Linked DNA regions of Homo sapiens: region 1 is linked to region 2. Evidence: read pairs that join two places in POLR2A ChIA-PET (ENCODE). Cell type or tissue: Caco-2. All regions are shown on one strand. Each heading gives the region's core, and the rest is flanking DNA. Links, peaks and the distances in the headings are about the cores only.

Region 1 (16,138 bases), core at 7,005-12,004, 250 kb before region 2:
ACTGCTGAATAGTATTCCATTATGTTCATTTGCCACAATTTGCTTATCCATTTATTTGTCATTAGACATGAGGGTTATTTCCAACTTGGGTCCAATAAGAATACAATTGCTATGAGCATTTGAGTATGTCTTTGGGCTGACCTAAGGTTTTCATTCCTCTCAAGTGAATACTTAGGAGTGGGATTTCTGGGTGGAATAGCAAACCTGTATTTAACTTTTTAAAAACTGCCGCTGGGCTCGATGACTCACACCTGTTATCCCAGCACTTTGGGAGGCTGAGGCGAACAGACCACTTGAAGTCAGGAGTTTGAGACCAGCCTGGCCAACATGGCGAAACCCCGTCTCTACTAAAAATAAAAAAAGTTAGCCAGGCATGTACCCGTAATCCCAGCTACTCGGGAGGCTGAGGCAGAAGAATTGCTTGAACCCGGAGGCGGAGGTTGCAGTGAGCTGAGTTCGTGCCACTGCACTCCAGCCTGGGTGACAGAGCGAGACTCCGTCTCAAAAAATAAAAAGAAAGAAAGAGACTGCCAAACTGCTTCCCAAAGTGGCTGTGCTGAGTGCTTTGCTGCACTGTGCTGAGTGCTGCTGCATTCTCAGCAGCAAGGTATGACAGTTCACATTGCTGCACATCTTCATCAAAACTTAAAATCATCAGTTCTTTAAATGTTAGTGATAGTGGTAGCTCACTGCAGCATTAATTTGCATTTCCCCAATGAGTAATAATGTTGATCATCTTTTCAGGTGCCCATTTGCTATTTATATGTCTTCTTTGGTGACATGACTGTTTAAATCTTTGCCCATTTTTTATCATGGTATTTGTCTTATTAATCAGTTTTAAGGATTCTGATCCATGAACATAATACATATCTCCATTTATTTAAGTCTTTCTTAGTCTCTTTCAGCAATGTTTTATATTTTTCAGTGTGAAGGCCTTGCACATTATTTCTTGCACTTGAAAAGAATATGCAGTCTGCTCTTGTTGGATAAAATGTTTTATAAATATTAATGAGATCAAGTTTGCTAATAGTGCTTATGACCTCTAGATACTTGCAGATTTTTTTTGTAGAATTGTTCAATAAATTTTTCGAGAGAGGACTATTGAAGTCTCCAACTGTAATTGTGGGTTTTTCTATTTCTTCTTTCAGTTCTATCTGTTTTGCTTTGTTTATTCTGAACCTTTATGTTTAGGTATATATGCATTAAGAAATTTTATGTCCGCTTGGTGACTTGACCCCTTTTATCATTATATAATGCCCTTCTTTATCTATGGTAATTTTTCTTATCCTGAAGTCTGATTTGTCTTATATTAATAAAGCCACATAAGCTTTCTTTGTCTCAGCATTAGCATAGCATATTTTTTCCATACTTTTACTTTTAGCCTATCTTTGTCTTTGTATTTGAAGTGGGTTTCTTACAGGTAATATGTAGTGGGTTTTGCCTTTTTATATCCTATCTGACAATTCTTTTATTTTGAATGTTTAGACAATTTACATTTAATGTAATCATTTGTATGATTAAATTTAAATCTACCATCTTATTATTTGTTTTCTTTCTTTCTTTTTTTTTTTTTTTTGAGATGGCGTCTCGCACTGTCGCCCAGGCTAGAGTGCAGTGGTGCGATCTCGGCTCACTGCAAGCTCCGCCTCCCGGGTTCACGCTATTCTCCTGCCTCAGCCTCCCGAGTAGCTGGGACTACAGGCTCCCGCCACCATGCCCGGCTAATTTTTTGTATTTTTAGTAGAGACGCGGTTTCACCGTGTTAGCCAGGATGGTCTCGATCTCCTGACCTCGTGATCCATCCACCTTGGCCTCCCAAAGTGCTGGGATTACAGGCTTGAGCCACCACACCCAGCCTTATTTGTTTTCTATTTATCTCATATTTTCATTTTTCCTTGTTTTTCCATTTTTTCTTACTGTATTTTTAGGACACCATTTTATCTCCAATATTAGCTACACTCTGTTTCATTTTTTTAGTGATTACTTTGGGGTCTGTTAAGTTATCCCAATCTGCCTTCCAACAATATAATATCTTCTCACATATAGTGTAAGAATCTTACAGTAGTATATTTCTATTTCTTCCTAGTATCTTTTTTGCTGTTGTCATACATTTATTTCACCCAATAAACCGTAAGTTACATTGCTATTATTTTTATGTAAAACAATTAATTATTAAGTCATGCATTTAAAAATGAGAAAGAATTTGTTTTATATCCATCCATATATTTAGTACTTGGAGAACTCTTCATTCCTCTGCATAGATCTAAACTTTCATCTGTTCTCATATTTCTTCTACCTAAAGAACTTACTTTTTTTTTCCAGTTCTGGTCTGCTGTGATATATTCACTCACCTTTTGTTTGTCTCGAAAAGTTTTCATTTCATCTTCATTTTAAAAGATATTTCTAACACTAATGAGAATGAGACTCTGTTTCAAAAAAAAAAAGAACTAATGAGCAATATGAAGTCTTTTGCTCTTATCTGATGTATCTGGGGAAAACGAATACATAAATAAATAAAATATATTTTTTGCTAGGGATAGAATTCTAGATGGAGAATTGCCTTTTTTTTTTTTTCTATCATACCTTAAAATGTTGCTCCGTTATCTTCTGGTTTGCTTAGTTTATGACAAGAAGTCTGCTATAATTTTATCTTTGCCACTTTGTACAGAGCATGTTTTTGGCTACTTTCACAATTTCCTGATTATCTCTGGCTTTTAACAATTTGATTATATCCTTCGTCCACTTTTTGATGGGGTTGTTTGTTTTTTTCTTGTAAATTTGTTTGAGTTCATTGTAGATTCTGGATATTAGCCCTTTGTCAGATGAGTAGGTTGTGAAAATTTTCTCCCATTTTGTAGGTTGCCTGTTCACCCTAATGGTAGTTTCTTTTGCTGTGCAGAAGCTCTTTAGTTTAATTAGATCCCATTTGTCAATTCTGGCTTTTGTTGCCATTGCTTTTGGTGTTTTAGACATGAAGTCCTTGCCCATGCCTATGTCCTGAATGATAATGCCTAGGTTTTCTTCTAGGGTTTTTATGGTTTTAGGTCTAATATTTAAGTCTTTAATTCATCTTGAATTAATTTTTATATAAGGTATAAGGAAGGGATCCAGTTTCAGCTTTCTACATATGGCTAGCCAGTTTTCCCAGCACCATTTATTAAATAGGGAATCCTTTCCCCATTGCTTGTTTTTCTCAGGTTTGTCAAAGATCAGATAGTTACAGATATGCAGCATTATTTCTGAGGGCTCTGTTCTGTTCCATTGATCTATATCTCTGTTTTGGTACCAGTACCATGCTGCTTTGGTTACTGTAGCCTTGTAGTATAGTTTGAAGTCAGGTAGCATGATGCCTCCAGCTTTGTTCTTTTGGCTTAGGATTGACTTGGCAATGCGGGCTCTTTTTTGGTTCCATATGAACTTTAAAGTAGTTTTTTCCAATTCTGTGAAGAAAACATTTATGCAGCCAAAAAACACATGAAAAAATGCTCACCATCACTGGCCATCAGAGAAACGCAAATCAAAACCACAATGAGATACCATCTCATGCCAGTTAGAATGGCAATCATTAAAAAGTCAGGAAACAACGGTGCTGGAGAGGATGTGGAGAAATAGGAACACTTTTACACTGTTGGTGGGACTGTAAACTAGTTCTACCATTGTGGAAGTCAGTGTGGCGATTCCTCAGGGATCTAGAACTAGAAATACCATTTGACCCAGCCATCCCATTACTGGGTATATACCCAAAGGACTATAAATCATGCTGCTATAAAGACACATGCACACGTATATTTATTGCGGCACTATTCACAATAGCAAAGACTTGGAACCAACCCAAATGTCCAAAAATGATAGACTGGATTAAGAAAATGTGGCACATATACACCATGGAATACTATGCAGCCATAAAAAATGATGAGTTCATGTCCTTTGTAGGAACATGGATGAAATTGGAAATCATCATTCTCAGTAAACTATCGCAAGAACAAAAAACCAAACACCACATATTCTCACTCATAGGTGGGAAATGAACAACGAGAACACATGGACACAGGAAGGGGAACATCACACTCTGGGGACTGCTGTGGGGTGGGGGGAGGGGAGAGGGATAGCTTTTGGAGATATACCTAATGCTAAAAATGATGAGTTCATGGGTGCAGCACACCAGCATGGCACATGTATACATATGTAACTAACCTGCACATTGTGCACATGTACCCTAAAACTTAAAGTATAATAAGAATAAAATAAAACAAAATAAAATAAAATAAAAACAATTTGATTATCATGTGCCTTGATGTAATTTTCTTTATGCTTTTTCAACTTTGGTATTGTTGATATTGTTGGATCTATAGGTTCAGAATTTTCATCAAATTTAGAAAATTTTTGGCAGTTATTTCTGGAAATATTTTTCTGTCCTACCCTTTTCTCCTCTCCTTCTGTAATTACAATTACATGCAATAGGCCACTTACTATTATACCACTAGTCACGCACAATTCTGTTTCTTTTTTTAAGTCTTTTTCTCCTGTGCCTAATTTTGAATTATTTGTTTGTTTGTTTGTTTGTTTGTTTGTTTTGAGATGGAGTCTTGCTCTGTCGCCCAGGCTGGAGTTCAGTGGCATGATCTCGGCTTACTGCAACCTCTGCTTCCCAGGTTCCAGCGATTCTCCTGCTTCACCCTCCTGGGTAGCTGGGATTACAGGCGCATGCCACCACCATGGCTAATTTTTGTATTTTTGGAGAGACAGGGTTTCACCATGTTGGTCAGGCAGGTCTTAAACTCCTGACCTCAGGTGATCCGCCCACCTCGGCCTCCCAAAGTGTTGGGATTACAGGCCTGAGCCACCATGCCCAGCCTATGCTATTACTTTAAGTTCACTGATATTCACTTCTGTAGCATCTTATCCACTGTCAATTCCACCCAGTGTATTTTTTCACTTCAGTTGTTGTGTTTTTCATCTCTAAAAGTTTCACTTGACCTTTTTTTATATCTTCTACATCTCTCCTCCTATTCATATGTTCTTTCTTGGATATACAGATCATTTTTATAATTCTTTTGATATATTTGTCTGCTAATTCCATCATCTTTGTAATGTCGGAGTCTATTTCTACAAATTGATTTTTCCCTCAGTTGTTCATCTTATTTTCTTGCTTCTTCCAATGCCTTATAGTTATATATGTATTGCATGTGCTCTCATACACAGTTAAGTTACTCAAAGTCCGTTGAATATTTTTGAGGCTTGCTTTGAAACTTTGTTAGGGCAGGTCCAGAACAACTATCAGTCTAGGGTTGTTTTGGCTCTACTACTGAGGAATGCTCTTCTGAGGATTCCACCCCATGCCTTATTTATCAGGAGCTCTTTCCACTCTAGCTGGTGGGAATATGAATTATTCCCACCCTTCTGTGAGCTCTAGCAATTGTTTAGTCTACTGCTTTCTGCTGGGTTTTCACCCGCCGTGGTGAGTTTCCTTTCATGCATGTGCTTATCAGTACTTAGCCCAAGCTTCAAGAAGACATTGCTACAGATCGCTAGAGATCGCTCTCTGGGCAAGTCCATACTCTGCCCTGCAAATTCAAGTTACCTTGTTCTCCCCAAAGTCTGATACTGTCTTCTCAACTGAACAAGATTAACAAGCCACATTTTTCTCCCCTCACCCTCACCTCACACTGTGGCTTAGAAACTGCCTCCAGGATTAAGCTGGTACAATCCTAGGACTCGCCTCTTTTGTTTTCTTTTTCTTAGAGCTCATATTCCTGTGCTATCTGCTGTCTGTAAACTATTGTTTCATGCATTTTGTTTTGATGGTTTAGTTGTTTAAAGTGAGAGCATAAATTCGATCCCAGTTACTCTATTGTGGCTGTTGCTGGAAGTCAGTATCTATAAGGAATTTTAAAGGATAGATTTCCACATTTTCCACGCTGATCTATCCTGTTATCCCATTTAACCTCACTATTATCCCTTCTGAACAGCCATATTTTAGATCTACTGGAAGGGGTTTGGCACAAATACAGTCTTCAGGATACTGCTAGGGCTTTACCAGCCTCAAGCATGCACTCTCCAGGCAACAGAAGAATGTAAACTCAGCTGCTCTTAATACAATGGTGCCTTAATTTCTTATCACAGAGAAATGTTTATTTGGCCAAATGACCTGAGCCTAATCAGTGGGGATGCCGAACAGAGCCCTGTATTGGAAGGAACCTAGTTATCAAGGTAGGAACAGATGCAGTGGGGAAGGAGTGATGCCCGTGACATCTGGAGAGGGGAAACTAGAACTAAATTCTAGTTCCATTCTGCTGCTTAGTGGCAGTGTTCATTTTGGGCATGTCACTGAGTTCAGTTTTCTCATCTGGATGACTTCGAAGTCTCCTTCTAATTTTAACAGTTTATGCTCCTAGAACCCGATCATGGTCTCTTTCCATCAGCTTTTCCACATAGGTAAGTTATGCACGCATTCTTCTCTATTCCGTGATCCTGAATACTGCCACCCATCAGTTCTCATTATTGCTGCAGAGGGTCTTCTGGGTTGAGGGGGCCCCCATATGACCTCAATGCTGGGCCATTATCTTCCTGGGCTCACCTCTTACTTTATTTCTTCAAAAGGACATATATGTGTCATCTCATGTGCCAGATTCTTCTTTCCCATTTGCCATCATATATAAATGCATGTTCCAAATCCCTGGTAACTCCAATCGTGACAACTGCAGTCTTCCCTCCCCTCCCCAAATGCAACAGGCATCACTCCTTCCCCATTCCATCTCTTCCTACCTTTACAACTACCTGCTGGATGCTATGATAGTCACTGCACAACATCTCTGGGCCTGGCATCAGGAGAAGAGGAACAGAGTAGGGTCCAACAAGAGCTGATAAGATTGCTGTAAAATAGCAATCCCTATATCAATGTGTCCATGGTCCAGCAATCAAGCCCAGAGAACTCATTCCATTCCCTGTGGAAATTTAGTGAAAAAACCCTTAGGATTTCACTTAGGGTGAAATTGGTAGGATACAGACATTCATCTCTGACTCTGACCACTCTATCCCTGGATAACCTTCCTTCCGTGGACCTTGTTTCTCTCCTATCTAAAATGGGGTGCACCATTGCTGGGCCCTCCATGACTCAGCGTTGCTGATAGGACCAATAAGATCATAATGGTGAGGACAGAGTATGCTGGATGCAAGAAGGCAGCAACAGTACTGAGATAATTAGCTTTTCTGTACTGATGAGCTGCAAATGCACACACAGGAACTTTCTTTTCAGGCTTTCAGGCTGTTAAAAGATACTGTGATTTCCCAGTTCACCCCTAGAATTTCTTTGTGTTGTCCTGAAGAAAAAGAGAGGGAAACAGAGGGAAGGTTTACTCCACAGTTGCTATTTTAGTATCCAGAAGAGTCAGCCTTGTTGCTTGCAGAGAGATTGTTATCTCTTTCAGGGCTCAGTGAAGGTCACCTTCAAATCTTTTTTGCTAAGCCAGAGGCTCCTTTTTCCCTTGTGCTCAATTGATGCAAAACCTGGGACAGTGGAGTGAAGAGCGGGTGGAAGGTGCACTGTGCAGCAGAAGCCCTGAGAGCTAAGAGAAGAACTCGGTTCTCTTGGTAGGAAAGAGGGAGGAAAAGGAACAGGTAAGAGGGATGTTTAATGCCACTCCCCGCCACTCCCAGCAGTACACTATAATAGATGTCTGGGAGGAATCTGAGAAGTCACTTTTAATAATGCAGATAAGGACATAATTAATGCCCTTATCTGCACCAGATCTCCCCCAGGAAGACAACAGGATAACTGGGAGGGAAGGGTTGTAGATTTGGAGTCACAGCTCTTCTATGGATGCCTGTGATTAGGATGCAGCTGCTGCCTGGGGGGCCGGGGCTAAGGAGGGGAAGGGAGCCACCAGAAGGATTCTCAGAGATGTGACACCAATGGCAGGAGCTACAGCTATTAAAAGAGTTGATAGATGTAATTCACTTAGCATACAGTCTAGCACATTCTCAACACTGCAGGAGCAGAAGCGAAGGGGGTATTCAAACACTGACTCAGCCCTTCATAGGTGTAGCAAGAGGGGCAGGGAGTGTATCACACAAGAGATACACAGAGATGCCTGTGTCCAGAATTGGTGGGTTCTTGGTCTCACTGACTTCAAGAATGAAGCCACGGACCCTCACCGTGAGTGTTACAGTTCCTAAAGATGGTGTGTCTGGAGTTTGTTCCTTCTGACGTTCGGACGTATTCGAAGTTTCTTCTGGTGGGTTCGTGGTCTCACTGGCTTCAAGAGTGAAGCTGCAGATCTTCCCGGTGAGTGTTACAGCTTTTAAGGTGTGGGGAGTTGTTCGTTCCTCCCGTGGGGAGTTGTTCATTCCTCCCCGTGGGTTCGTGGTCTTGCTGGCCTCAGGAGTGAAGCTGCAGACCTTCGCAGTGAGTGTTACAGCTCATAAAGACACTGTGGACCCAAACAACGAGCAGCAGCAAGATTTACTACAAAGAGCTAAAAAACAAAGCTTCCACCGTGTGCAAGAGGCCCCAAGCAGGTTGCCATTGTGCGTTTATTCCCTTATCTGGCCCCACCCACATCCTGCTGATTGGTCCATTTTACAGAGAGCTGATTGGTCCGTTTTACAGAGAGCTGATTGGTCTGTTTTGACAGGATGCTGATTGGTGCATTTACAATCCCTGAGCTCGACACAGAGTGCTGATTGGTGCATTTACAACCCTCTAGCTAGAAGTAAAAGTTCTCCAAGTCCCCACTAGATTAACTAGACACAGCACTGATTGGTGTGTTTACAAACCTTGAGCTAGACACAGAGTGCTGATTGGTGTATTTACAATCCTTTAGCTAGACATAAAGGTTCTCCAAGTCCCCACCAGATTAGCTAGATACACAGTGCTGATTAGTGCATATACAATCCTCCAGCTAGACATAAAAGTTCTCCAAGTCCCCACCCAACTCAGGAGCCCAGCTGGCTTCGCCTGGTGGATCCCGCACCAGGGCCAGGGCGGAGCTGCCTGCCAGTCCCGAGCTGTGCACCTGCACTCCTCAGCCCTTGGGCGGTCGATGGGACCGGGCGCCGCGGAGCACGGGGCAGCGCTCGTCGGGAAGGCTCTGGCCGCGCAGGAGCCCAAGGCGCGGGGGGAGACTCGGACATGGCGGGCTGCAGATCCCGAGCCCTGCCCCGCGGGAGGCAGCTGAGGCCCGGCGAGAATTCGAGCGAGGCGCCGGCCGGCCGGCACTGCTGGGGGACCCGGCGCACCCTCCGCAGCTGCTGGCCTGGGTGCTAAGTCCCTCACTGCCCGGGGCCGGCAGCGCCGGCCGGCCCCTCCGAGTGCGGGGCCCGCCGAGCCCGCACCTACCCGGAACTCAAGCTGGCCCGCGAGCGCCGCGCGCAGCCCCGGTTGCCGCCCGCGCCTCTCCCTCCACACCTCCCCGCAAGCAGAGGGAGCCGGCTCCGGCCCAGCGAGAGGCTTCCACGGTGCAGTGGTGAGCTGAAGGGCTCCTCAAGCGCCGCCAGAGTGGACGCCGAGGCCGAGGAGGCGCCGAGAGCGAGGGCTGCTAGCACGCTTGTCACCTCTCACCCCCACAGAGGAAAAGCTTCCTGAGACAAGAATCATCATCAGCCACCCTAGAATCCAGACCCTCATTTGAACACCTGTGTGAAACAAGAGACCAGAGTGGTGCTATCTCCAAGGACAATCTAAGCCAGCCTGCTCCTTGTAATCTGGTCTCATCCCTGCCCTTTGCCCCCTCTCCACATATCTCTGTTCTTCCTTTCCCAGGTTCCCTGGGTGTCGCCCACACCCACGCCTGCACCAAGACAAATCGCACGGGGCTAGGCTCTCCCGAGAAGGCCTTTGCAGACCGCTGCTGGCCTCCCAGCAAGTGCTGCATCTCTGCGAGCCACTAAGCATGCAGGGAGTCCCTGAAGAGACAGCTTTGAAATGGGATCATTTTCTTCCTGGAAGCAAAAGGGTGTTTCCTCAAGACACTATTTCTCCATTAAAGTATGAGAAATTCCATCTCTGAAGCTCCCAGTGGGGCCAGACATCGGGTTGGGGTGGGGACGGGACGTTGATAAGAGTCAAATCTAGAACACTGTGCTCTTACCCCCTCATTTCACCTGGTGTCTCTGGGCCTGGCTTCTGGGAGCTATTTGTGATGTGTGGTATGAGTGCATGTGCTGGAAAGTATTCTTGTATGAGTTCAAATTTATGTGCTCACCTTGCCCCTTGGGGTATTACTGGCCTTCAAGTTTGATGCTTTTGGAAGCTGAGTTCTCTCCCGTCCTTTCAATCAAACTCAACCCTTGCTGCAGTAATCTGTCTTTAACAACTCCCACTGCAAGTCAATAAAATGTCAATTTAATTCTCCTTTTGTTAAATCTTAAATCTGTGTAACGCCTCTCCTTTCCTTTGCTTGTTAAGTGCAGCTCATGTTGACCTCCCCCAGCATCTCCCAGCCTCCTCAGCAGGGGCACCTGCCCTTGAGCACAGGCGCAGACATCCTCACTCAGATGGGAGTCAGTAGAGGGGCCTTGGAGATAGGGAGACCTGAAAAATGGAACCACCAGCTTTCTCTAGTTTTCTTCTATTATCGGAAACCCTGAGCAAACTAGCCTTCTTTAGGACCACTAAGGTCCTTGATTTTCCCAAGCTTGCTTTTCAAGTGGGCAGTAGTGAAGTGGACAGTATTGCACAGGCATTAGGAATGAGACTTTGACTCAAAACCCAGCACCGCCACTTACTAGCTCTATGACCTAGGATAATTATTTAACTTTTCTGGATCTCAGTTTCCTTATCTGTCTAATGGGGTAACAATATCCTCATTGCCTACATAGGCTGATTAAAGGAGTTAATAGATGTAATGCTCTTAGCTCAGAGACTGGCACATTCTCAACACTGTATACCTGTTTGCCATGATTTATTATTTTCTGGTTTCTTACCCTCTATTTTCTCTTCAGCAATTCAGTTTCCTCCACTGGAACTACGTCTTCTCCATTGGGTACAGCCTGGGGGATAAGTAACTAGAACCTCTCCCTTTTCCAGACAATGAAAGGTTGACTAATGCAAGCGATGCCATAGGATGCCCCTTTCTGGAATTTGAATCTTGAGCATAGGCACAGAGACTGAAAACAATCAGCTGCAGCTGCATCTTGACCAGGCTCATCCTAATTGGCCACCACTATGTGGTAGCTGCTTCTGGGCCCCTGGATGCAGCCTTGGTTCTTGCCTGTCCCCCATCCCATTTCTCCCTTCCATACTGGGAGCTTCCTTTAGGAGAATTAACCAGTTTGTTTCCTTTGCTTGCAATCAAAGAATCTTCATCCATATGGAAGTTCAGGGTTCATGTGTCTTCATGAACCAGGGCTTCTATCCTACCGTCTCCTCCCTCCTTCCCTTTGCCCTCTCACTCTACCTGCTTTCTGACCCCTTATGTTCTGCAAGGAAAACAGAAGCTAAAGGAGAAGAAGAGAGAGAGTCCCAGGAAGTCTGGGCAAAGAGGAAGAAACATCAAGAATATCAAGCAGTGATTCTTTCCTTGGGCTTGGTGTGCCAGCCCTCCACCCGGCTCCACCCCACCCTGGCTCCATTTCCACTTCAGCAGCCTCCCTCCTCTCAGTGAAGAACTCCTTTGTGTTAATGGCCACAAATGCAGCAGAAAGAGAAGTGGGAAAAGGACAAGACAGCTCTGGCATCAGCCACAAACTGCAGGGCTCAGCGTCCAGCAATATCATGCTGAAAGCAAGCTGCTGCCTGCTTCTGCCCTTCATGCCACCTGAGCTGAGCATCTCACTAAACCTGCATTCCAATCAGCCCAGTCCACCTAGAGGATTCCTCTGGGAGGAAGGCTCACTTGCCAAAAGTAACTTGGCCAAGGTTTGATTGATTGGAAGCCAAATCACCATTTGGCAAGATGAAATTGATGAATGTACTTTCTGTGAATTGAGTTTTGGTGAATTTTCCCAGAGCCCCTGTGTCCAGAACCACATTCAGAGAATCACCGCTTAAAAAAAAAAAATTCAGGGTGTCCCAACAGTCTATTCCAAGGGGAAGGCTGGAGAGGTGGATAGGGAGGTCACCTGACATTTGGGAATCACGTACTCTGCTCCAGGAGTCTAATGGACACGATCTCATTTCATCCTCCACACCCAGCCCATGAGCTAGGACCAATTCACTTTATATGTGGGAAACCTAAAGCTTGAGAAGTAAGTGACTTGCCCACAGTTTCTGCCTTCAGAGGTATAGACCTTTCTTTACGTCCTTCAGTCTCATTCTTAGCCACCTCTTTCCCCACTTCAGGCCAGGCCAGGGAAGAGTGGTCCAGCCAGAGAGAAACCACTCTAGAGGCCCACAGAGGCATGCAGAAGCCAGCATTTGGGTGGTAATCCTGCAGCTCACCCATATTCAGTCCAGGCCCCCATCTCTTCCATTTGGCAACCAAACAGTGAAGAAGAAAACTGATGTTCTGAGAGGGTGTGCTGTGTGACAGACATTGTCACACATACTTGTTTATATAGTCTCTTCTCTTTGAGGCCAGGGCTCCCAGCAGTGCATAGCTCACCCAGGGTCACATAACTCCCAAGTGGTGCTAACAAGTTGCCCCAGCAGTAATATAACTTGCTTTCCTGCCAATAGCATTTGTGCCTACATTTTAAGACTTGTTTCAAGTCTGCACCTGTATGTTACAGATAAGTAAATTAAGGCTCAAAGAGGGGCAGGCCATGATTGGCTTGGTGTCCCAACAAAGCAAGCCTTTGAGTTCCCTGATGGAGCATGGGACCTTTGAGCCTTTGGTCTTCCTGGCCTAAGATGTGGTCTTTATCCCTGAAGTTCTAAGAACTGTGGGCTTGCCTGTTGCCAAATTACCCTCTAGGACCATGGATCCTCCAAGCCCACTACAGAATCCAGCTGAAGCTTTCAATTATGTCAGCCTGTGGAAGTATCTAAGGTGAGTGATTGATGGGCTGCTGTCAGGGAAAGCAGAATGGATCAAGCTCAAAGATCTGAGAGGCAGCTGTAGCACACTTTCCTGAAATGCAAACCCCACCCCCACGCCACCAGCCTCCAGATTTCAGCAGCATTACTACCCATCAAGGGCTGCTTAATTTGCCTTCAACGTCCGAAGGCTGTCAGCAGGGAGGGCACTGCCAATTAGTCCATCAGTGAGTGAGATCAGATGTAAGGTTGTAATTGCCCTGGGACCTATATGAAAGTATCAACACTCTGTAGGAGGGTGAGAGACCCAAGAGTTTGGAGCAAAGAGAGATTCTGACTCTAAGAGAAATGGCAGTCACAAGCTGAGAAGAGTAAATACATAATTATTTTAGCTCTTGGATGTCCTAGTATTAAGGAAACTGAGTCCTATAAATTCCTTCTCTTCAATACCTCCCAAATTCCTTATTTCCTTCCCTTTCCCATGGCCACCCCTTAGCTCTTGTCTACCTGGTGGTAATGCAGAGCAGGTGAGCCCCTAATGGGGCTTAGACAGGGAGGGTTCTTGGTTTTGCCCAGGAAAGAATTAAAGGGCAAGCTGCAGTAGATGAAAACAGCTTTACTGAAGCAGTGTTACAGTTGTGGTAGTTTTATAGTTCCGTGACTGCTCCTGCACAGCAGGGTGACCCCATAGGCAGAGAGTAGCATCTCAGGGCAGTTTTGCAGTCATATTTATACCTATTTAATTACATGTAGATTAAGAGGCAGTTTATGCAGAAATTTCTAGGGAAGGGGTAGTAACATTTGGGTCATTGGGTCGTTGCCATGGAAAGGGGCAATAACTCCAGGTGTTGCCATGGCAATGGTAAACCTACATAGCACACTGGGGGTGTGTCTTATGGAAAGCTGCTTTTGCCTCAGCCCTGTTTTAGCTAATCCTCAGTTTGGTCTGCTGTCTGAGCCCCGCTTCCAGAGTTGAGTCCCACTTCCTGCCTCAGCAAGAGTATATCAACAGCCTCCTAAAGGCTCTTTCTGTCTTGTCTACTGCCCCTTCCAGTTCATCTTTCACATGCCAACAGGGTGATCTGTCTAAAACTAAGTCCACCTAAAATGTCCTTCACTTAGGGCACAGGTCTCTAAATTGGCATGCATATACTCAAGAATACACAAGATGCATTGGGGTGTAGGAGATAAAAAAGACAACATATATTTTCATTCATTTTTCTAAAAACTAATTAAAAGAAATTCAGTTTTCCTAATATTAATATATGTAATATGCATCTTGACATTGGCAACCCTGTTCAGCCCAGGAGGTGTCATGAGGGGAAACTGGGGGCCCCACAACAAGGGGGTTGACAGCAGTGTCCTCATTCAATCTTTCAGGGTCAGATTTTTCTTCTCAGTGGACCTCAGTGGCACTGAATCAGGTTATTCAGAATTCTTGATGCATAACATGGCTTCTCATGGGTCATTTATTCATTTATGTATGTATCTACTTTTCACTATCTGATAAGCACCTGTGAATCTACCATCCAACCTGAAGACTGGGACCTTGGCAAAAACTTTCATCTCGCTACATGGCCATTCTCCTGCCCAGCCTCCTGTTTCCCCCACCCAAGGCAGCCACCATCCTGAACCACAAGTCCATTGTTCCCTTACTTCCTTTGAATATAGTGTTCACTCATCTATATGTATTCCTTAAAAGTAAACATTTTTATTTTAGTTGTTTTTACCATTATAAAAAGGGCTTATGCTGCATGTAATATTCTGAATCTTTTCTTCCCCGACTTAATAAAATTTTGCTAAGATTCATTCACATTGCTACATTGCATAGTTTCATTCATTTTTACTGCTATGTAATATTCCTTTGTGTGACTTTACCACAATTTATTCATCCACTCTCCTGTTCATAAACATTTGGGTGGTTTTTATTAATAGATAAAAATAAAAATGTATTTTAAAATTTAAATGGAAATGCAAAGATCCAAAAACAGCCAAGACAATCTTAAAATATATGTATATTCTCCAAAAAGACTCATATGCATAATTTAAAAGGAACATCAAAATTCAATAAGGATAAGACAAATAATCCAATAGAAAATAAGAAAGACTCAAACTTCATGAAAAAAATCTAAGTGGCCAATAAATATACAAAAAATGCTCAACCTCATTAATCTTCAAAGAAACATAAAATAATACCATAGTAAGATATGACCTCACACCTAATTTTTACAATGGTAAAAATTAGAATGACTGATAATACTAAGTGTTGGTGAGGATGTGGAGAAACTGGAGCTCTCAAACTTGCTGGTGAGAGTATAAATTGGTAGGACCACTTTGGAAAACTGGCATTATCTATCAAAGTTGAACATACACATCGTAGTCCCCCCTTACCCAAGGGTTTGGCTTTCCACAGTTTCACTTTCCACAATTTTAGTTACCCATGGTCAGCCAAGGTCTGAAAACAGGTGAGTATGGCACAATACAATAAGATATTTTGAGAAAGAAAGACTACATTTAGATAATTTTTATTACAGTATAGTGTTATAATTGTTCTTTTTTTTCATTAATTGTAGTTAATCTCTTACTATGACTAATTTATAAATTAAACTATACCATGGGTATGTAGGTATAGGAAAAAATATAGTATATATAGGGCTGGCTTTATCCATGGTTTCAGGCATCCACTGGGGGTCTTGGAACATACCCTCCACAGATAAGGAGGGACTACTACTGTATACTCTGTGATCCAGCAATTTTACTACTAGATATATAGCCAAAGGAAATGTATACATACATAAACAAAGACATATGTAAGAATGTTTATAGAAGCACTATTTATCATAGTTCAGTGCCAGTTATAAATTCAGCTCCAAGGACATACATACTATATGTATATATACACATACACATTCTTCAGCATACCTACATCAGGACTGGAATTCACCTCTCCTCAGCAAAGTGTATGGCAAAAGTATTTCTAAGTACAGTGGGCTATAGAGAGGCATTCCTATCCCCCATAGAAAAAAAATGATTGTGTTTCTAGAACTTCTACTTGGGGATCCAGTGCTAAATATTCACTCATCACCAGAATTTTCTTTAAATGAAAAAATTTGTATTTTGGATTTTAGGTATTCAGCATTGGATTAATCATAATCCTAGTTATGACTCAATGCCAACATTGTTTCGCATATGGCCCACTTTTTTACTCATTCGTTCATTTAT
Region 2 (16,138 bases), core at 5,831-10,830:
CCATTCAGAAAAGAGAATAATGGGTTACAGCAATTCTGAAATCTCAGAGCATTCTTCCCCAGGGATAAAGTGTATTCTTGATTAGGTCTTGACTCCATCTCCTGGAACATTCTCTGCAGGCCTGAGCTTACCCTTCAAGAGATATCCCTTTTCCACCATCTTTGGCCAAAATTGCAGGGAAACCCAGAAGATATGCCTTCCTTATGGGCAGAGCATCCTCCTAAGCACATTTTCCGGAGGACCCAAAAGTTGAAAGTTGTTTTAAGATTCAAATGAAGTCTAGATGAGGCCAATGGTTCTTTGGCAGCATGTGTAATTTTCTCAAAACTCTCAGTTTCTTATCATTTGATTCCAGGCAATGCCAGGGGTCAAGCTTCCTTTATAAATAAATCTCCTGTTAACTGTATTTCTTTACTTTCTTTCTCCCATGCCACTCTAGATTTAATTGAAGGTATTTTGGTCCACACCATTAATCTTTTTCCCTGTTACATTTTGTCTAATTGCTAGAACAGGGAACATTACTAAAAGATGCCTTAATACATCCAGAGATTTTTTAAATGGGTGTAACATCCATGGCTGTGATTTAATCCTTGCTTACAAAACTGAATTTTCATCATTCTTTGTCTGTCTCAATTTTATCTTTGACTGTTTGGAGATAAGAAGCATTTGCTTTTTCCAGCCCTAAAAGGGGTTTACATTGGCCAACTCTTTCCTGAACTCATCTCTTTCTTGTAATACCTTGCCAAGCGTTGTCAAGAGTAAGTAACACAGAACATTCTGCTGAATAGGTGCAGTGGCTTATGCCTGTAGTCCCAGCACTTTGGAAGGCCAAGGCGGGAGGATTGCTTGAGCCCAGGAGTTCTAGACCAGCCTAAGCAACAGGGTGAAACCCTGTCTTTACAAAAAATACAAAAATTAGCCTGGTGTGGTATCATGCGCCTGTGGTCCCAGCTACTTGGGAGGCTAAGGCAGGAGGATCACTTAAGCCCGGGAAGTCAAGGCTGCAGTGAGCTGTGACTGTACCACTGCACTCCAGCCTGGATGACAGCATGAGACCTTGTCTCAAAACAACAACAACAAAATTCTGCTTTCCAGACTCTTTCCCTAAATCTACAAGTTCATTAGGTAAATTATCTGCCTCTCAAATTCCTACAAGTGCTGTTGTACATAATGTTTCTCTGCTGCATAATGTGGGTGACCATTTCTCCACCCTTCTGTGTGTTTTCTCACTGCACATCATGCAGCACCTAAGCCAGCACCATGAACAAGTGTTTTGCTGAAGGAGTGCTGCTCTGCAGATACTGATTTATGTTTCAGACAGAATGGAAGGTTATGCTGACTGAACAAGATAAACTAAATCTCAGGAGCTAAAATCAAGGTAGATTTCTTCCTCATGCTACATATCCATCATGGGTTAGCTAGAAGCAGAGCTCCATGCTGTTCTACCCACCAGAAGGAGGAGGATACAGCCTCGCCAGCCAGAGGAGTTAATCCCAGCACTTTGGGAGGCCAAGGCAGGAGTATTGCTTGAGCCTAGGAGTTCGAGACCAGCCTTGGCAACATAGGGAGACCCTGGGTCTACAAGAAATAATAAAAAAAAAAAAATTAGTCAGGCATAGTGGTGCACACCTGTGGTCTCAGCTACTTGGGAGGCTGGGATAGGAGGATCGCTTAAGTCTGGGATTGTGGCAGTAGGAAGGAAAGGGAGAATCGCATATTAGATCCTAACAGCTTCCACCTGTGAGTGACATTTACCACCCGCACTTATATCTCATTGGCCAAAGATGTCACTTAGCTAGGTCTAACATCAAAGGGACAGGGAGTACAATTCTGTCTTGTGTACAGCAAGAGGAAAAATGGAAATTTGGCACATGGTAAACAGCACAAATGATTGCCATTCAGCTTTAGATATATACCCTTGAGAGACTCACATACATATGACCAGGAAAACTCAACTACAAGCATGGCTCTTGATACATATTTTGTAATAGCAAAACACGGAGTGGGGACAACTCAAGTGTCCATCATTGAGAGAGTGGATTTTTTAAATTGTGGTATATTTGCATAATGAAATTTTTTTTTGAGAGGGAGTCTCACTCTGTTGCCCAGGCTGGAGTGTGGTGGCGTGATCTCAGCTCACTGCAACCTCTGCTGCCTCCCAGGTTCAAGTGATTCTCCTGCCTCAGCTTCCCAAGTAGCTGGGATTATAGGCACGTGCCACCACGCCCAGAAAATTTTCATATTTTAGTAGAGATGGGGTTTCACCATGTTGTCCAGGCTGGTCTCGAACTCCTGGCCTCAAGAGATCCACCCACCTTGGCCTCCCAAAATGCTGGGATTACAGGTATGAGCCACCACCCCTGGCCCACAATGAAATATTTTTAACAATTTAAATGAAAAACTAGAACTACAAGCATCAACCTGGATAAATCTCAAAAATATAACATTGAGTGGAAAGGGCAATTTGTAGAATACAGCATGATGTTATTTGTGTAAATTTGTAAATATATACAGCATTATAACATAGTGCTCATAGAAGTACATGTAACTGTTGAATTGAACAAGAAGGGCTCATGGATATAATCATAAAGCAACTTTATTGTTCTCTATTGATGTTCCTTTAAATTTAATTAGTTAGGCATGTTCTTCCTTCACCCCAGAGAAATTTAGGCAGTTCTATCCAATAAACAATGTCCTCCAGTTAATAAATAATGTCTTAGTGTAATCATCATAACTTTTTACTTTGATTACTCCTTTTATCAGTCAATTATTGTCATAATTATGCTACATAATCAACCAGCCCAAAGCTCAATGACCCACAGAAATAAGCTTCCATTTCTAGCTGGCAAGTCTGAGGGTCAGTGGAGTGGCTGCACTGACATGGGCTGGCTCAGCACTAAGCATGAGCTCCATTAGAAGAGGCTCCAGGTGTTGGCCAGGCATGATGGCTCACACCTGTAATCCTAGCACTTTGGGAGGCCGAGGCAGGCGGATCACCTGAGGTCAGGAATTTGAGACCAGCCTGAACAACATGGAGAAACCCCGTCTCTACTAAAAATACAAAATTAGCCTGATGTGGTGGCGGATGCCTGTAATCCAAGCTACTCAGAGGCTGAGGCAGGAGAATTGCTTGAACCCAGGAGGTGGAGGTTGCAATGACCTGGGATGCACCACTGCACTCCAGCCTGGGCAACAAGAGCGAAACTCCATCTCCAAAAAAAAAAAGAAGAAGCTCCAGGTGTCTTATTCTTTAGGAACCCTGGTCTACCTGGGAAATGTTCTCTTGATGGTGGCAGAAGCACAAGAGGAAAGTCTCCAGTGCAAGGGCATCGCAAGCCTCTATTCATGTGACAACAGCCCACAGCCCTCTGGCAAGTCACGTGGCCAAGCCCAATATGAATGGGGTGGGGAAGCGCACTCTGCCACAGGAGGGGAGGGAATGCTTACAAAACATGCAGCTCAGGCCAGCTACAGAGGAGCCATCCAGTGAAGAAAGAGGCTGACTCCTCCCCCACCTTGCCAACCCTAGTTTCTGACCCTTCCAGGTCAGAGAAGGGAGAGGAAGGAAAAGGGGCAGGAAGTTCTCGCTTGACCAATACAGGCATCATCCTCTGTAGCCTAGGAAATGGTTAAAGGTGACTCTCATGGATGCTGCCATGAGTTTTCAGGGTCTTCAGGGATCTTTAGAGCTCCCAGTCTCCTGATAATGGCCAGTGCATGTCTTATCCAGCTGGTCACTGACTCCCTCCACAGCCCTGAGAATCGGGAATGTCCCCAGCTTCTATCTGCAGAAGTCTCTTTATCCCTCTCCCCAGGCCATCTTCTCTGTGGGCTCTAGAAGATCCTATGCAGTTCTCTTGCACTTCAGGCACAACTGATCTCATGTTCTTCACTACAGCAAACTATGGGAGTACAGGGAGCCCCCCAGTGAAGCCATCTACCTTAGTTCCATCTTTAAAGTACCTGGTCAGCCAGTGACCACCTGCATTAATCCATAAAGATACTACCTGAGACTGGGTAATTAAACAATTAAACAATTAAACAATTAAACAAAAGAAGTTTAATTGCTGGGCAATGTGGCTCACGCCTGTAATCCCAGCACTTTGGGAGGCCAAGGCAGGCAGATCACCTGAAGTCGGGAGTTCACGACCAGCCTAACCAACATGGAGAAACCCATCTCTACTAAAAATACAAAATTAGCCAGGTTGGTGGTGGATTCCTGTAATCCCAGCTACTTGGGAGGCTGAGGCAGGAGAATTGCTTGAACACAGGAGGCAGAGGTTGCGGTGAGCTGAGATCGCACCGTTGCACTCCAGCCTGGGCAACAAGAGTGAAACTCCATCTCAAAAAAAAAAAAGAAGTTTAATTGACTCACGGTTCTGCATGGCTGGAGAGGCCTCAGGAAACTTACAATCATGGCAGAAGATGAAGGGGAAGCAAGGCATGTCTTACATGGAGGTCAGCGAGAGAGAGAGGAGGAGGAAGAACCAGACATTTATCAAACAACCAGATCTCATGAGAACACACTCACTATCACAAGAACAGCATGGGGAAAACAGCCCCCATGATCCAACCACCTCCCACCAGGTCCCTCCCTCAATATATGGGGATTGTCATTTGGATTACAATTTGAGATGAGAGTTGAGGAGGGACACAGCCAAATCATATCACCACCCTTTAGATTTCTCAAGTGAGAGTCCGGCACTAATCCCCTGAACAGCCTAAAGTGCAGGGGATGCTCATCCAGGCTTGAGGTGGGAGGCAGACCCCTCTGACCTCTCCCCTTCGGAGAGCATGCACCTTGGAGCTCACTAACAGGAGCTGATGCCATAAATCCTCCTCAAATCTCGAATCTCTGACTCATTTATACTCTCATGGTGGATGAGGGTTAAGGATTCTTCAGCTGGTCTTCCTTCATAAATCCTCCAATGGGACCTCACATCTCATCTGTTGTCTGGGTGCCTCAGCTGAAACTTCCACTTTACCTGCCATACTGATATACAAACCTGTGTAGTAATCATAGAAACATGAGCAAGAAGGAAATACTCCAACATCAGGATGGTTGCTATGCCCCTGGGGAGGAGGAGATGACAAGAAGGGCATTAGAGAGGGACACAGACGGTGGCCGGGATGGTGAATTTTATGTGTCAACTTGGCTGGGCCATTGCACCCAGATATTTCATGAAACATATTATTCTAGATGTTTCTGTGGATATATTTTCTAGATGAGACAAACGTCTAAATCAGTAGGCGCTGAGTACAGTGGATTACCCTCTGCAACATTGGGCAAGACAGCCAATCAGTTTGAAGGCCTGAGTAGAGCGAAGACTGACCTACCCCGACCAAGAGGGAATTCTGCCAAAAGACTGGCTTTGTTTGTTTGGTTTTGTTTGGTTTTTAGTTTACACAAAGGCAATTTATGAACAGCAAACAATTTGAGGAGTCCTGTTCACAGACAGTGACCACAGCAACCCTCCTTCCTGAAGATACTGTTGGAGGAGCTGGGGGTGATGTCCTCAATCTACCGGCTCTTCATACCTGAGCAGGCAAGGGCTCGGGGGACCAACCGCACCCCAGGTCCAGGGGTCTTGGTCCTATTTCCTCCTGTGGCCAGGAGCTTGATGTGTAGGGCAGTGATGCCCAGCTCCTTGCACCTCTGGACCACATCCTGAGCAGTCAACATGGCAGTACATGGGGAGGATTCATCTTGGTCAGCCTGCTCCTTCATCCCACCGGCCACATGGCAGGTGGTTCCCTGCCAGAAAGATCAGTGACATGGACAAAGGTGTCATTCAGGCTGCCTTAGGATTCAAACTGCAGCTCCTCCCTGGGTCAGCAGCCTGCTGGTCTATCCCAAAGATTTTGAATTTACCAGTTTCCACAATTGCCTGAGTCAAATCCTTAAGAGAGAGAGACCCTCTGATATGGTTTGGCTCTGTGTCGCCACCCAAATCTCTTCTCCAATTGTAATCCCCACATGTCAGGGGAGGGACGTGGTGGGAGGTGATTGGATCATGGGGGTGGATTTTTCCCATGATGTTCTCATGATAGTGAGTGAGTGCTCATGAGATCTGATGGTTTAAAAGTGTAGCACTTTCCCCCACCTCTCTGTCTCCTGCTCTGCCATGGTAAAGATGTGCTTGCTTCCCCTTTGACTTCCGCCATGATTGTAAGTTTCCTGAGGCCTCCTAGCCATGCTTCCTGTTAAGCCTTTGGGACTGTAAATCAATTAAACTTCTTTTTAAATAAATTATCCAGTCTCAGGTAGTTCTTTATAGCAGCATGAGAATACACCCTCTTTTTTTCTGTTTCTCTGGAGAACCCTAACTAATATAAGGACTTAACTATAGATGGACAAGGTGAGGCAAGATGAGTATTATGGCTTGTAAAAGTTTTTCTTTTTCATTTGTTGTTAAAACCTGCATGGGCAGTTCCTGCCTTTTGCCACAGTGCATTTTATCCTTAGGTCAGGTTATGTTGCTCTTGGCCAAAGACTGCTTTGAGACAAATGCATTCCTGGAAACTACGTTATAAATCCAATTGTCATAAAGCAGATTGAGCTTTCCCATGGAAACAATGTTAAGGCTGAAGAATTACAGCAGGACTAGTACCCTGCCCTTACACAGAACTTCGTAGGTCAAAAAGGACTTTCACATACACTGTTGCATTTACTTCTGGAAAGTAGGCAATATGATCTCTTCTTGTACAGAAGAAATTGAGGCACGCCAGGCGCGGTGGCTCATGCCTGTAATCCCAGCACTTTGGGAGGCAGAGGCGGGCGGATCACAAGGTCAGGAGATCGAGCCCATCCTGGCTAACACAGTGAAACCCCATCTCTATTAAAAATACAAAAAAAATTAGCTGGGCATGGTGGCGGGCGCCTGTAGTCCCAGCTACTCAGGAGGCTGAGGCAGGAGAATGGCGTGAACCCAGGAGGTGGAGCTTGCAGTGAGCCAAGATTGCACCACTGCACTCCAGCCTGGGCGACAGAGCGAGACTGCGTCTCAAAAAAAAAAAAAAGAAAAGAAAAAAAGAAATTGAGGCACAAAGAAACAATTTGCTAGGGTCAGATGGTTAATAAAGGACCCAGCTGGGACCCAGTCCTCATTTGGTAGTCTTTTCGACTTCTTAACCATGCAAGGTCTCAGCTTCACACATAACAAAAAGTGTAACCAATGCAAAAATTCCAGAACTCCGGGCCCCCACAACTAAAATTTTGCTCTTAAGTCACACATACACACACACACACAACACAGCATGCCGATTCCTCAAGAGACCTCTGAACTATAAAGTGACATTTAATATGTAAATAACCACCACAAAGGCCCAGTGTGGTGGTTCACACCTGCAGTCCCAGCGCTTTGGGAGGCCGAGGTGGGAAGATAGCTTGAGCCCTGGAATTTGAGACCAGCCTGGGCAACATGGCAAAATCCTGTCTCTACAAAAAAATACAAAAATTAGCCAGGCATGGTGGTGCATAACTGTGATCCCAGCTACCTAAGAGGCTGAGAGGAGAATTACATCGAGGTTGCAGTGAGCTGTGTCCGTGCCACTGCACCCCAACCTGGGCAGCAAAGCGAGATCCTGCCTCAAAAAAAAAAAACAAAAAAAAAACACCTTGGACTTGGCCTCTCCAGACCCCCTGCTGGGAGGCATAGCCTTTGGCTGTGATGACACTCCTACTTTGATATTGCAGCTATACTATATTCTGCTCCAGTAATAAATTGCATATTTGGATGCACCGCCATTGTGAATCTCTGAACCTTCTTTAGAAATTGAGCCCTGTTTAGCGGCAGCTGTAGTGCATCGCCACTGTTACAGGTTGAGTTATTTATTTTCCCCCAAAATGTATGTGTTGAAGTTCTAACCCCCAGTACTTCAGAATGTAGCCTTATTTGGAAGGCAGGTCATTGCAAATGGAACTAGACGAGATGAGTCATACTAGAGTAGAGTGGGCCCCTAATCCAATATGACTTATAAAAAGGAGAAATTTAAACAAAGGGAGAACATGCAAAATTTGGAGTTATCCTTCCACAAACCAAGAACTAGCAGACGCTAGGAGGAAGATCTGAAACAGATCTCTCCCTGGTGCCTTCAGAGGGAGCGTGGCTCTACCTACACCTTGACCTCAGACCTAGAAAGCCTCCAAATAAGTTTCTTTTTGTTAAGCCACCCAGCTTGTGGCACTGTATTATGGCAGCCTTAGCAGACTAATGTGTGTGTAGCAAGCCCCCATTCTCTCCCTCTCCTACCTGCAACAAATGCTGCTGTCAACTCAATTCTGGAATCCCTAGGTTCTCCCCCTCATCATTCTCCACATGGGACCCTGTGACTTTACCTCTCTCTCCCCAAGCGAATGTGTTCTCTTCTTAGCCAAAGCATTGCCACTTATTTGTAAAATACAAGTAGTTTGTCCACAGCATGGGGATTGCTTGCCCAGAGCCCTACATACTTGCTCTCTCATATGAAAGGAAAAATAAATCTTGGGGCCCCCTAATCACTAAGCTAAAGGGACAAGTCAAGCTGGAAACTGCTTAGGGCCAACCTGCCTGCCATTCTATTCAAAGTCACCCCTCTGCTCACTGAGATGAATGCATATGTGCCTGCGTCCTTTGGAGAGGCTAATCAGAAACTCAAAAGAGCTCTTTCTGCTGCTCCCCAGCTCTCGGATACAGCCGACACCATGGGTTTCGGAGACCTGAAAAGCCCCACCGGCCTCCAGGTGCTCAACGATTACCTGGCGGACAAGAGCTACATCAAGGGGTATGGTGCCATCACAAGCAGATGTGGCAGTATTTGAAGCCGTGTCCGGCCCACCACCTGCCGACTTGTGTCATGCCCTACGTTGGTATAATCACATCAAGTCTTACGAAAAGGAAAAGGCCGGCCTGCCAGGAGTGAAGAAAGCTTTGAGCAAGTATGGTCCTGCCGATGTGGAAGACACTACAGGAAGTGGAGCTACAGACAGTAAAGATGATGATGACATTGATCTCTTTGGATCCGATTATGAGGAGGAAAGTGAAGAAGCAAAGAGGCTAAGGGAAGAACATCTTGCACAATATGAATCAAAGAAAGCCAAAAAACCTGCACTTGTTGCCAAGTCTTCCATCTTACTAGATGTGAAACCTTGGGATGATGAGACAGATATGGCGAAATTAGAGGAGTGTGTCAGAAGCATTCAAGCAGACGGCTTAGTCTGGGGCTCATCTAAACTAGTTCCAGTGGGATACGGAATTAAGAAACTTCAAATACAGTGTGTAGTTGAAGATGATAAAGTTGGAACAGATATGCTGGAGGAGCAGATCACTGCTTTTGAGGACTATGTGCAGTCCATGGATGTGGCTGCTTTCAACAAGATCTAAAAATCCATCCTGGATCATGGCATTTAAATAAAAGCTTGAAAGATTAAAGAAAAAAGAAAGAAAGAAAGAAACTCAAAAGAATGCAACCATTTGTTTCTTATCTACCCATGACCTGGAAGCCCCCTCCCTGCTTCGAGCCTCCCGCCTTTGCTTCTAGTTGTCCTGCTTTTCCAGACCAAACCAATGTTCATCTTGCATATGTTGACTGCTGTCTCATGTCTCCCCAGAATGTATAAAACCAAACTGTGCTCTGACCACCTTGGCCACATGTCATCAGGACCTCCTGAGGCTGTGTCACAGGAGTGCATCCTCAACTTTGGCAAAATAAACTTTCTAAATTAGCTGAGACCTGTCTCAGTTTTTCGGGGTTCACACTCGAGAAGACATGGTGGCCAGCTTCAGAATCCCAAAGTGTCAGACAAGATGAGGCCTTAGAAGTCAGGTCTTCCAAGCCTTGCAATTTGCAGAAAAAGATGAGGACAAGGAAAGGGGGATCATTTTCCTAGGATCGCATGCATAACTCATTAATATTAGGGGTGTGATGATGACCCAGGAGTTCTCTCAACCCAGTGCCTTTTTATCTGTTCAATACTAGGTTTGCCTCCAGGGGTGACTCTCGTTACCAGCTGTCCTGATGTGTACCTGCCTTGCTCCTTAAAAGTAAATTGTGGGACAGGCATGGTGGCTCATGCCTGTATTCTTAGCACTTTGGAAGGCTGAGGCAAGAGGATTGTTAAAGGCCAAGAGTTCAAGACCAACCTGGCCAACATAGCAAGACCCCCATCTCTATTTTAAAAAAAATAATTTTTAAAACAAATAAAGTGAATTGAATTTAGAATAGCAAACTTGGGCCAGGAGCAGTGGCTCATGCCTGTAATCTCAGCACTTTGGGAGGTCAGGTGGGGAGGATCACTTGAGGTCAGCAATTCAAGATCAACCTGGGCAACATAGTGAGACCGCATCTCTACAAAACATTAAAAAAAAAAATTAGCAGGGCATAGTGGCACACACCTATGGTCCCAGCTACTTGGGAGGCTGAGGTGGGAGAATGGTTTGAACCTGGAAGATCAAGGCTGCAGTGAGCCATGATCACACCACTACACTTCACCCTGGATGACAGAGTGAGATCCTGTCTCAAAAAAAAAAGAATAGCAACCTTGATTGAGTCATCTTTGTAACCCCCTTCAGCAGTCCTTCACTGTGTGTTTAATTTTTTTTTTTTTTTTTTTTTGGAGAGACACGCTCTGGCTATATCGCCCAGGCTGGTTTCATTTAAACTATTAGGCTTATGTGATCCTTCCACCTCAGCCTCCCAGTTGAGACAACAGGTACACAACACCACAGCTGACTGATTTAAAAAAAAATTAAAAAATCATAGAGACAGAGTCTTGCTATGTTTCTCGGGCTGGTCACCAACTCCTCCCCTCAAGCGATCCTCCCACCTCAGGCTTCCAAAACCCTGGGATTACCATCATGAGCCACCATGCCTGGCCTAATAAATGTTTTAATTGGATTGATCAAAACATCCCTTTCTGTTCAAATCTAGAAGATCTATAGGGAATAAAACTCTAGGTCAGTGTTTCTCAAAGTGTGCCCAGGGGAACCCTTGCAAAACTTTTTTTTTTTTTTTTTTCGGAGATGGAGTCTTGCTCCATCACCCTGGCTGGAGTGCAGTGGCACGATCTCGACTCACTGCAACCTCCGCCTCCTAGGTTCAAGCGATCCTCCTGCCTCAGCCTCCTAAGTAGCTGGGACTACAGGCCCACGCTGCTATGCCCGGCTAAGTTTTTGTATTTTAGTAGAGACAGGATTTCACCATGTTGCCCAGGCTGGTCTCGAACTCCTGACCTCAGGCAATCCACCCACCTCAGCCTCCCAAAGTGCTAGGATTAGGGGCGTGAGCCACAGCACCCAGCCTGCAAAACTTATTTTTAAGTGGTATCCCCAGCCTCCACTGCAGACCACTGAGTGAGACTCTTTGGTCATGAGGCCAGGAAACAAGCCCCAGGTGATGTTTTCATCCATGCTGAAGCCCCTGTTCTCAACCTTGGCTGCACACAGGAACTGCCCACTTGGAGAGCTTTAAGAAACACAGATAAGCTGGGTGCGCTGGCTGACACCTGTAATCCCAGCACTTTGGGAGGCTGAGGAGGGTGGATCTCCTGAGGTCAGGAGTTCAAGACCAGCCTGGCCAACATGACGAAACCCTGTCTCTACTAAAAATACAAAAATTAGCCAGGCATGGTGGCAATGAGCCTGTAATCCCAGCTACTTGGGAGGCTGAGGCAGGAGAATCGCTTGAACCTAGGAGGCAGAGGTTGCAGTGAGCAGTGAGCTGGGATCGTGCCATTTTACTCCAGCCTAGGCAACAAGAGTGAAACTCCATCTCAAAAAAAAAAAAAGAAAAGAAAAGAAACACAGACACCTGGGTCCCACCCCAGAGACTAATTCAACTGGTCTGGAGTGCAGCCTGGGGCTGGGGGATTTTTAATAACTGCCCAGGTGATTCTCTGTGCAGGCAAGATCGAACCCACTGCACTAATGCTTTAAGACACTTGAGCATTCTGTGTAAAGAAAGAGTAAACAACTTGTCAGTTTGCTAGTACTCCCCCCACTTTTAAAACTCAAAGTTGCCAGGCATGGTGGCTCACGCCTGTAATCACAGCACTTTCAGATGCTGAGGCAGGTGGATCACCCGAGGTCAGGAGTTCAAGACCAGCCTGGCCAACATGGTGACAACCCATCTCTACTAAAAATACAAAAATTAGCCATGGGGGTGCCCGCCTATAGTCCCAGCTACTCGGGAGGCTGAGGTGGGAGAATCACTTGAACCTCGGAGGTGAAGGTTGCAGTGAGCCAAGATTGAACCACTGTACTTCAGCCTGGGCAAGAGAGTGAGACTCTGTCTCAAAAAAAAAAAAAAAGTTCCAAGAACCTACTCAGTCCTGGACAAACCAGGACTGTTGGTCACCCCAATAAGGAATGACATCTACATGCAATTAAAGATCAACAGGGGCCAGATGCGGTGGTTCACGCCTGTAATCCCAGCACTTTGAGGTCAGGAGTTTGAGACCAGCCTGGCCAACATGGTGAAACCCCATCTCTACTAAAAATCCAAAAAATTAGCCTGGCATGGTAGCATGAGCTGAAATCCCAGTTACTCAGGAGGCTGAGGCAGGAGAATCACTTGAACCCTGGAGGCAGAGGTTGTAGTGAGTCAAAATCGTGCCACTGCCCTCCAGCCTGGGTGACAGAGCAAGACTCCATCTCAAAAATAAAAAAATATGGCCGGGCACGGTGGCTCATACCTGTAATCCCAGCACTTTGGGAGGCTGAGGTGGCTGAACAGGAAATCGAGACCATCCTGGCTAACACGGTGAAACACCGTCTCTACTAAAAATACAAAAAAAATTAGCCTGGCATGGTGGCGGACGCCTATAGTCCTAGCTACTCAGGAAGCTGAGAGGCAGGAGAATGGCGTGAACATGGGAGGCAGAGCTTGCAGTGAGCCGAGATCATGCCACTGCACTCTAGCCTGGACAACAGAGCGAGACTCCGTCTCATAAATAAATAAATAAATAGGATCAACAGGGCACAAAAGTGCTATGTTAGGAACTACACAAAGGTGAGCCTAGTGTTTCTCAGTTGGAACCCCCCTCCCCAGCCCACCCAACTCTGATTCTCTCCAGTTCTTTCCACGTAGAGAGCTCACGGGGTGTTGCAGTTTTGCTGTAGGGTGGTGGCTGCCCCTGCATCTCTAGTCCTGATTTCCTGACAATTCAGAAAGCATTTCCATGTTGGCCCAAAGTTTCTGTTTCCTGTTCCCTCCCACACTATTTTTAGGTCCAGCAGACATTTCCTGCCTTGGCCTATCCCACCCGCCTCAGTGTCCATCCCAGCCTCTGATATCAGGGTGCATGGAGGGTGGGCCTCAAGGATGAAGTGTCTGATTCCAGGTCTGGGACCCTGGTGTCCAGGAGCAGCTTAGCACCAAGCAGGTGATCCCCCCAGGCTAAGTTGCTTTCCTGGTTTACTTTGTAAGCTGTAAAATAGTAGTTTCTCAGGTCCTTTTCCTTCAGCCTGCCTATACCAAGCTCCCTTTGCCTTTATCTGTCGGTCTACAGCCTTAAAGGTGGACGAGCCCAAAGTGGCGGTATGTTAGCTGACTGTGCTACAACTTACTGCGAGCAGACAGCAAAGTTTCAGGCTTAAAGGTCTATCTGCAGCCTCCATTTTCCAAACACCTCCTGTTTGTCAGGCATTGTTCTTGTCTCATTAAAGCTCACCACAGTCTTATGAGGTGGCAAAAGGCTTCATTTCCCAGGTTAGAAACCTGAAGCTCAGAGAGGTAAACAACTCACCCCAACGTGCACAGCGGCAGAGCCTCACCAAACTCCATTTCACCAACTGACCAACTGAAATGCGTCTATGTCAGCATTTCTCACCCTTTTCTCTTCTTTTTGCAATCACCCTCCTGTGGAGCCTTTATAGACATTTTTTCTCCTAACGCTCCCTCATTTATGCAACGTTAATGCTACAGATATACCACATATCAGTTTGTGGACTGAATGTATATCTGTGCTTTATACATTTAAAAAATAAGAATTTGGGCTGGGCACAGTGGCTCACACCTGTAATCCCAACACTTTGGGAGGTTGAGGCAGGAGGACTGCTTGAAGCCAGGAGTTTGAAACCAGCCTGGGCAACATAGCAAGACCCCGTCTCTACAAAAAGTTTTTAAAGTTAGCTAGGCATGTTGGCCTGCACCTGTAGTCTCAGCCACTTGGGAGGTTAAGGTGGGAGGATCACTTGAGCCCACGAATTTGAGGTCGTAGCGAGACCACTGTACTCCAGACTGGGCAACAGAGCAAGACCCTGTCTCTAAGGAAAAAAAAAAAGAAAGAAAAAAAGATTTTTTTGCTCTTCAGGAGCCAATTTCATCCCCTTCGGGTGGTAACACCCTTGTGGAGAATGTCAGCAGGGCTTGAAGTATTACTGATTTATTCTCTCTGCGTCAGATGCTGGTGGAGAAGAAGAAGGTAAAACCATAGAGAAATGTTTCCCAAACTGATATTCCCCAAACTGTAGTGTGGAGAGGCGGTTCCCAGGAAGGACTCCATGACCAAATGTACCTGGGAAATGCTGAATGCAACCCCCACCTCTTGAAAAGTCATTTTATCAAAACATCTGGGTAGCTACTTCAAAAAACTGTTTATTTTTACAACTTAAATTATGTTTTACCAATATATCCTAAGTTGACCATCAATCTCTCATTTTTCTCTTGTCTTCTCATTTTTTCCCTCTCTGCATTTGAAATTTTCATAAATTAATATTATAAAAATTAACTATATTATAAATATTAATTGTATTATATGATAGTGTAACTATTAATTCTATTATAACATTATATTAATTTTATAATATTGTATTATGATTATATTGATTATATATTATATACAATATTGTGATATTAATTATATTATTAATATTATAAATTACATAGAGTTAATGTTTATAGAACATCCTTTTGGAAATAAGCCATAGATACAGAGTTGCTTTGTATCCCAAGTCAGTCTTGCTGGTGACATTGGCCTGTTTAGGTGAATAAGCAGCTTTTTCTGTGATCCAGTCAAGCCAGGCCAGTCAGATCAAGGAGCTGTGACCATCAACTCCAAGAGAACACAGAAGCCTCAGCCCACCCCGCTGTATTTCAGCCAGGTGCAGGCAGCAGGAACCCAAGAAAAGAAAGACATCATGGCAATGTCATTAAACCCTCACTTACTTTGTGCCAGACAGCGAAGCTGCCACTGGCAGGCCGCACTCTCTCTGTGGGGGCCGCTGCTACCTGGTGGGAGCCCACAGCACAGAGCATGGGGCCCTGGCCTCCTAGGTCCAGGCCAATCAGCAGAGGTGCCTGGCTGCTCTAAGAGCCCCTCTTCCCCAGGCAGCACCAGCCTGTCGCCTTGAAATCCCCTGCCCTGTCTCCACTCTCCTATCCCAGTCATGTTCTAGAAAAGGGGCTACACACCTGGCTTCCGGGAGCTTCATAGACCGATTGCATCAGAATCTCAGAGCATCAGAATGTGAGTTTCACACAGATGAGTCTGAAAAGACCGGTGTGTGTATTCCTGAAACACTAACTCTTAAAGGCCCCCATGTCAGACGCTTTGGGGACAACAGCCTTGGCTCAGGTGAAGCCCCCTGATGCAGGCTTGTTGCATTTATCTTGATGTGGCCTCTTAGCTGTAGTCAGGACCCTGGAGGGCAGGATGTGTTTGTTCATCTTTTTTGTCCCCAGTATGTAGCACAGTGCCAGGCACGTGCTGCGGATTTAATGAATACTTGTTACATCAGTAACCAAATGTACAAATGAATGAAGGAATCATCGCGCACTTAGGGCAGAGCTATCAGCCCAGGCAGCTCTGTCTAAAGGACCAGGGCCTGTTCTTTAGGGAGAAGGGATCAGTAGTTAAAACTAGAACAATACCTGGACAGCACATCTGCAATTACTCACAGCATTTGCTTTAATTGCTTAGTAAATCCACACAATGTAACTTTATGCGTCTCAAATAATTCCCTTGTTTTTTTTGAAAATCCTTAATAGAAAATACACAGCAGGTGGGTGTTACGTGGAGTAGAAATGCCTGACCGCTGACACCTGGCCACCTTTCCCGTAAACTGGCAGGGACGGAACCTGTGCTGGGATCCTGGAGGGGCTGCTCCACAATAGCCACCTGATTCTGAGGGGGTTGCAAGCTCATCCTGTACCTCTCCTG

Evidence for each region. Peaks named below come from ENCODE experiments on the same cell type or tissue, not always from the same donor. Only the 100,000 strongest peaks of a DNase experiment are listed, where the experiment ranks them.
Region 1: POLR2A ChIA-PET joins it to region 2 with 5 read pairs; 2 of 35 experiments call an interaction of 5 or more read pairs at or near these places.

Annotation. Positions count from the first base shown.
Region 1 is chr7:131,902,588-131,918,725 of GRCh38, reverse strand. LOC101928782 (a long non-coding RNA gene) reads right to left here and starts at 8,506. Exons shown (of 6, transcript NR_110836.1): 1 at 8,155-8,506. In Caco-2, for the core only: no CTCF peak of the experiment used is centred there; no DNase peak of the experiment used is centred there; H3K4me3 peaks cover 331 bases.
Region 2 is chr7:131,655,170-131,671,307 of GRCh38, reverse strand. It overlaps the pseudogene EEF1B2P6 and the pseudogene RPS14P10. Among named protein-coding and RNA genes, the nearest start is that of PODXL, 110 kb to the right of the region's middle. RefSeq lists an enhancer at 14,677-15,228. In Caco-2, for the core only: no CTCF peak of the experiment used is centred there; no DNase peak of the experiment used is centred there.